2 separate regions of the Homo sapiens genome follow, and region 1 is linked to region 2. The links are chromatin loops, found by intact Hi-C in ENCODE. Cell type or tissue: CD4-positive, alpha-beta T cell. All regions are shown on one strand.

What was found. Hi-C counts contacts between places; a loop is a spot of excess contacts. Peaks named below come from ENCODE experiments on the same cell type or tissue, not always from the same donor. Only the 100,000 strongest peaks of a DNase experiment are listed, where the experiment ranks them.
Region 1: a loop joins it to region 2, with 9 times the contacts of the local background. A loop is called at or near these places in 6 of 110 quality-filtered maps.

Annotation. Positions count from the first base shown.
Region 1 is chr2:459,709-462,208 of GRCh38, reverse strand. No RefSeq gene overlaps it. Among named protein-coding and RNA genes, the nearest start is that of LINC01874, 32 kb to the left of the region's middle. In CD4-positive, alpha-beta T cell, no CTCF peak of the experiment used is centred here; a DNase peak (open chromatin) is centred at 1,148; H3K27me3 peaks cover 300 bases.
Region 2 is chr2:392,701-395,200 of GRCh38, reverse strand. No RefSeq gene overlaps it. Among named protein-coding and RNA genes, the nearest start is that of LINC01865, 78 kb to the right of the region's middle. RefSeq lists an enhancer at 863-1,562. In CD4-positive, alpha-beta T cell, no CTCF peak of the experiment used is centred here; DNase peaks (open chromatin) are centred at 640 and 1,060; H3K4me3 peaks cover 1,054 bases; H3K27ac peaks cover 701 bases.

The DNA of each region.
Region 1 (2,500 bases), 67 kb before region 2:
CCCATCTTGATCAGTTCGCTATGTATTTATTAAACTCATCAAAATTATATGTTCTGAGAATCCTCTTTTATTTGTACTTTTGAAAAATTATAAAATTTTGTAATTTTTCTTACAGTGATAACATTTTTTAACATAGGAAAGTTGAAAAGAAAGAATTCTAAGCCTGCTGAAGAGTTGGAAATTTGAAGAATACAGAGTGGAGGTGAAGGACAGTTTCCTACAGGAGGGCGGGTATGAGGGAGAGAAGGTGTTTCCTGAGTCCCTGCAGGAAGCCACAGCAGTGAGGGCAGGCTGGAGGCAGAGCCTGGCCAGGGAGGCTTATCCCCCAACACCAGGGAGAGGCAGGGCAGGCAGGTGGGAGGCTCTGCAGATTGCAGGGAGAATTCATCATTATGAATGTCATAAAATTTATCTTATGACAGATAAATAGATTTTTTTAATTTTTCATGCCAACTATGAGTGGTAAAGAATGACAAGTTTTCTTCAGTTTGGCACTTACCAATATTCGTGACTAAAGTCAGTAAATCACATGCTTAGACAAGATATGAAAAAGACTCACAATTCCTTAATTAGTGAGCAGATTTTCTTTTCTTTGAGACAAAGCTCTGGGAAGGAAAACTCTCATTCCCAATGGCCCTAAACCAGCCTATTTGTTCCTCTATGTCTGTCCGCAGCCTCTTCCCCTCCATATCTCGGGGACTGCCCAGGCCATCCTGAGCTCAGCCAGGCTCCATCCCACCAACTCTCCATTCGATCCAATGGTCCGCAGGTCCTGAGGGTTCAGGAATACCCCTCTGTTCTGCCCTGTCCTCTTTCTTACCTCTCTCCTGGATTTTGTCAACCTAAACAACAAACAGAGAAAGGACATCCAAATGAGAATAACTTTTATTCTGGAATGGGCATTGCAGTAGGAACCCAAGTGCCATGCCAACCTGCACGTACTCGGAGGGGTCAGTGACAACAAAGGTTTTTGAAGGAAAATGAGGAGAACCACACGATTGTTTTGAGATGATTTATTATTCTTGGCTACAAGGATCAATAACAAGGGTGGCCCCAGTCCAGGCTGCGCAAGCAGTTGCTGGGCAGATGACCTCACAGAAGTATTTTTTGGGTAAGGTTGTGGTGGCCTTTGTGCACAGTTGTGGTTTCCTGCCGTCTTTTGTGGTAGTTCTTGTTGCCAGGCATTCATCTGTGAGTCTCCTCCCTTCCCTGGCTCCGTTTTTCAGGGTTTTGACATAAGCGTCTCCAGTCTGATTCTGACAAATGTCACAACTGGACACGTTCTCCCCTCAGTGACCTCACAGTCCTCCTATTAAAACAAACTGCCTAGAATTGATCAGATAATTTAATTCACACAAGCTCTATGTGGATGAGTAACATGAACAGAGAAATCTTGCTCAGAGAAATATTGTATTTTATTAACAATTGAAACTGCAAACCAAAAAAGTAAAATATATTCATGGTCTTCACTTTGGAGCCCAAAGATGTAAAGACAGCCCTGACATCACCTCAGCAGAGAGAAAGCAAAATTCCGTTTTCAGGTCTGGGAAATGCAGGCACAGGCAGCGAACATCAGGATCTTCTCAGATCAAACCTACTTCTCAAAGCCTGGACCCTCAGGGACAACACTCTGGGCTTAAAAATAAACAGAAACAATAATGCCTCTAACTTCAAACTATGGCGAGGAAAACTGCCTTATTCAAACCTTCATATTGAGGTTCTGAAAAGTAATTTCCTCTGGGGTTTCTAGCCCCAGTGTGGAATCCAGGTGCATTTACAGAGGCAAATCACATGGGAAGTTTAATGGAGAATTAATCCTAAAGTGGCCCTGAACTTATTTTACCTGAACATACAGGACAGTGGCAAAAATAAGTCTACTCTTAAGCTAACTTGACTTAAATCTGAACTCAAAGAAATTCCACAGATAAACTTTCAGGAAAAACGAACTAACCATCCAAAATCAAGAAACACATTAGCAACAAGTTTCAGTGCAGCAGGTCGGCAGGATCAGAGCCACAGAGGCTCCAGCCACAGAAGTCATCCGAGACTCTGGCAAGCCTGCGGCTGAAGGATTTTTAAATAAGGAAAGAACAGACTGCAGATGGACCAAGAGCAACTGTCTAAAAATGTGCAAACAAAGTTGGAAATGAACCAAATTCAAAGTCTAGGCAAGCAAAACATAACATTTAAAATTCAAAGCCTGATGTATGTATTAAAAATCAGATTAGACATTGTTGAGTAAAAAAGCAGTGAACCCCCAAAATGGATCCAGTGAAAATTCAGGGAGAGAAGGGTATAAAAGAGAGATTAGGATCCACTGCTGATTGCATGCGAAGGTCCAATGTTTTTGTATAGATATGAAATATTTTTAATCTTATTTCTAGGCACAATATCTTTTTAATTTCTGTTCATTTGTTTTATATATTTGCCATTATAAATTGGTCTCATTGTATTTTCTATCTGGTTGCAGTTCACATATTTAAACATGTTGTTTTACATA
Region 2 (2,500 bases):
CTCCACGGTCGCCCCCGCCTGAGCATCTGCGTTGAGGCTTCCTGTGTTCAGTTGTTGGACATCACTCAGCTGAAGCAGCTGAGAAATCAGCTCCATTACTGCACCCACAGCTTCGCAACTGGACATTTAAAATGAAGCAACATAGGCCGGGTGCGGTGGCTCACACTTGTAATCCCAGCACTTTGGGAGGCCGAGGCAGGTGGATCACTTGAGGCCAGAAGTTCGAGGCCACACTGGCCAACATGGTGAAACCCCGTCTCTACTAAAAATACAAAAATTAGCCGGGTTTGGTGGCACATGCCTGTAGTCCCAGCTACTCGGGAGGCTGAAGCAGGAGAATCTCTTGAACCTGGGAAGCAGAGGCTGCAGTGAGCCGAGATCGCCACTGCACTCCAGCTTGGGCCACAAAGCCCAGGCTGTCTCCAAAATGAAATAAAAGAAAAAAGTAAAATGCTGCCATAGAGATTAATTAAATCTAGGCTAATATCCTCCCAAGTAATAAACATAAAGTTACTTAAACAGCTGAGCCAGGCGCCCGCCAGTGTCGAGGGTGCTGTAGTGAGACAGGTGCACAGTGAGCATCCAGGAAATGTGGAGAGACCGCAAAACGAGGAGGCACAGAGGAGACGCGGGCCCCAGCGGGGGGAGTCAGTGACACGCCATGAAAACACACAACACGGACGTGGAAGGATAGAATATGCCAACACCGGGGAGGTGTCGACTGCGCTGTTAACTGAAGCGTACAACAGATAAAAGGAACTACAAAGCAACATTGTAAGTTCAAAAGGTGGCACAAGCCACTGAGAAAGGTTTCGAGTGTTAGGTTATATTCGCGGCAGATGTGGGGGTCTCTGGTGAGAGGAGGCCGTGGAGACCCTCAGAGCCTGACTTCACAGGACACGAGGCTCAGTGCAGGGGTCCACAGACCACAGTGAAGGCGAGAGCTGGGACTGCCAGCGAGTCCAGGAGCACAGTGGGTCTGGAGATGAGATGAGGCTGCAAATAAGGAAACTGACAAAGCCATCCAGGCTCCATGGCAACGGCACAGCTTCCGGAAACACGTTTCTTTCTGAATGAGAGGCTGCGGGAGGCAACAGGGAGGAAACCGGAGGTGGAGGCCGCCCCACGCGTCTGCCCAGCACCTCCTGGAGGGTGGATCTCCGAGCTGGGGGCCTCATCTGAAAGGGGCTGGAGTCTTTCACAGTTGGCATGGCAATGAAAAAAGGTATGAAAAGGCAGTTAACACATTTCAGGACAAGCAGATCAGAGCCAGCCCTGCAGGCATCTAGGCAGATGAGTAGGTACTTTTGGAATGTGGAGTTTGAGTGCAGGCTGCATGAGATCGCTTGGGAGCAGGCACCTTCAGCCTGCCGTGAAGTTTGACTGCCTAGTAAGCACATGCCTGCACCCTCAGCCTGTCGTGAAGTTTGAGTGTGTGGTAAGCTCGTGCCTGCACCCTCAGCCCGCCGTGAAGTTTGAGTGTGTGGTAAGCTCGTGCCTGCACCCTCAGCCCGCCGTGAAGTTTGAGTGCGTGGTAAGCACATGCCTGCACCCTCAGCCTGTCGTGAAGTTTGAGTGTGTGGTAAGCACATGCCTGCATCCTCAGCCCGCCCTGAAGTTTCAATGCGTGGTAAGCTCGTGCCTGCACCCTCAGCCCGCCGTGAAGTTTGAGTGCGTGGTAAGCACATGCCTGCACCCTCAGCCTGCCGTGAAGTTTGAGTGCCTGGTAAGCACATGCCTGCACCCTCAGCCTGCCGTGAAGTTTGAGTGCCTGGTAAGCACATGCCTGCATCCTCAGCCCGCCCTGAAGTTTCAATGCGTGGTAAGCACATGCCTGCACCCTCAGCCCACCATGAAGTTTGAATACCTGGTACGCACATGCCTGCACCCTCAGCCCCCCATGAAGTTTGAGTGTGCGGTAAGCACATGCCTGCACCCTCAGCCCACCATGAAGTTTGAATACCTGGTAAGCACGTGCCTGCACCCTCAGCCCACCGTGAAGTTTGAGTGTGTAGTAAGCACCTGCCTGCATCCTCAGCCAGTCGTGAAGTTTGAATGCCTGGTAAGCACGTGCCTGCATCCTCAGCCCGCCCTGAGGTTTGAGTGTGTGGTAAGCACCTGCCTGCACCCTCAGCCTGCCTGTGAGGTTTGAGTGTGTGGTAAGCACATGCCTGCATCCTCAGCCTGCCGTGAGGTTTGAGTGTGTGGTAAGCACATGCCTGCACCCTCACCCCGCCGTGAAGTTTGAGCACACGCTTACCACATGCCAGGTTCTATGTTAGGCTCCAGCTGCCCAAGAGTGAGCAGGGGGAAGCAGCCGCCCTCACGGGACCCAAAGTGTAGCATGAAGGTCAGTTGTGAGCTGGCGTGAATTCGGAAACCAGCTTCCGGAGCATTGAGCGAAGGTTCGCCTTGTGAGCAGCGCACGTCGTCTAGATGCTGCCCGTGGATCTGTGCATTGCGCCTGCGTGCGCCCTTTCCTCTTTGCAGTGACCTGCGT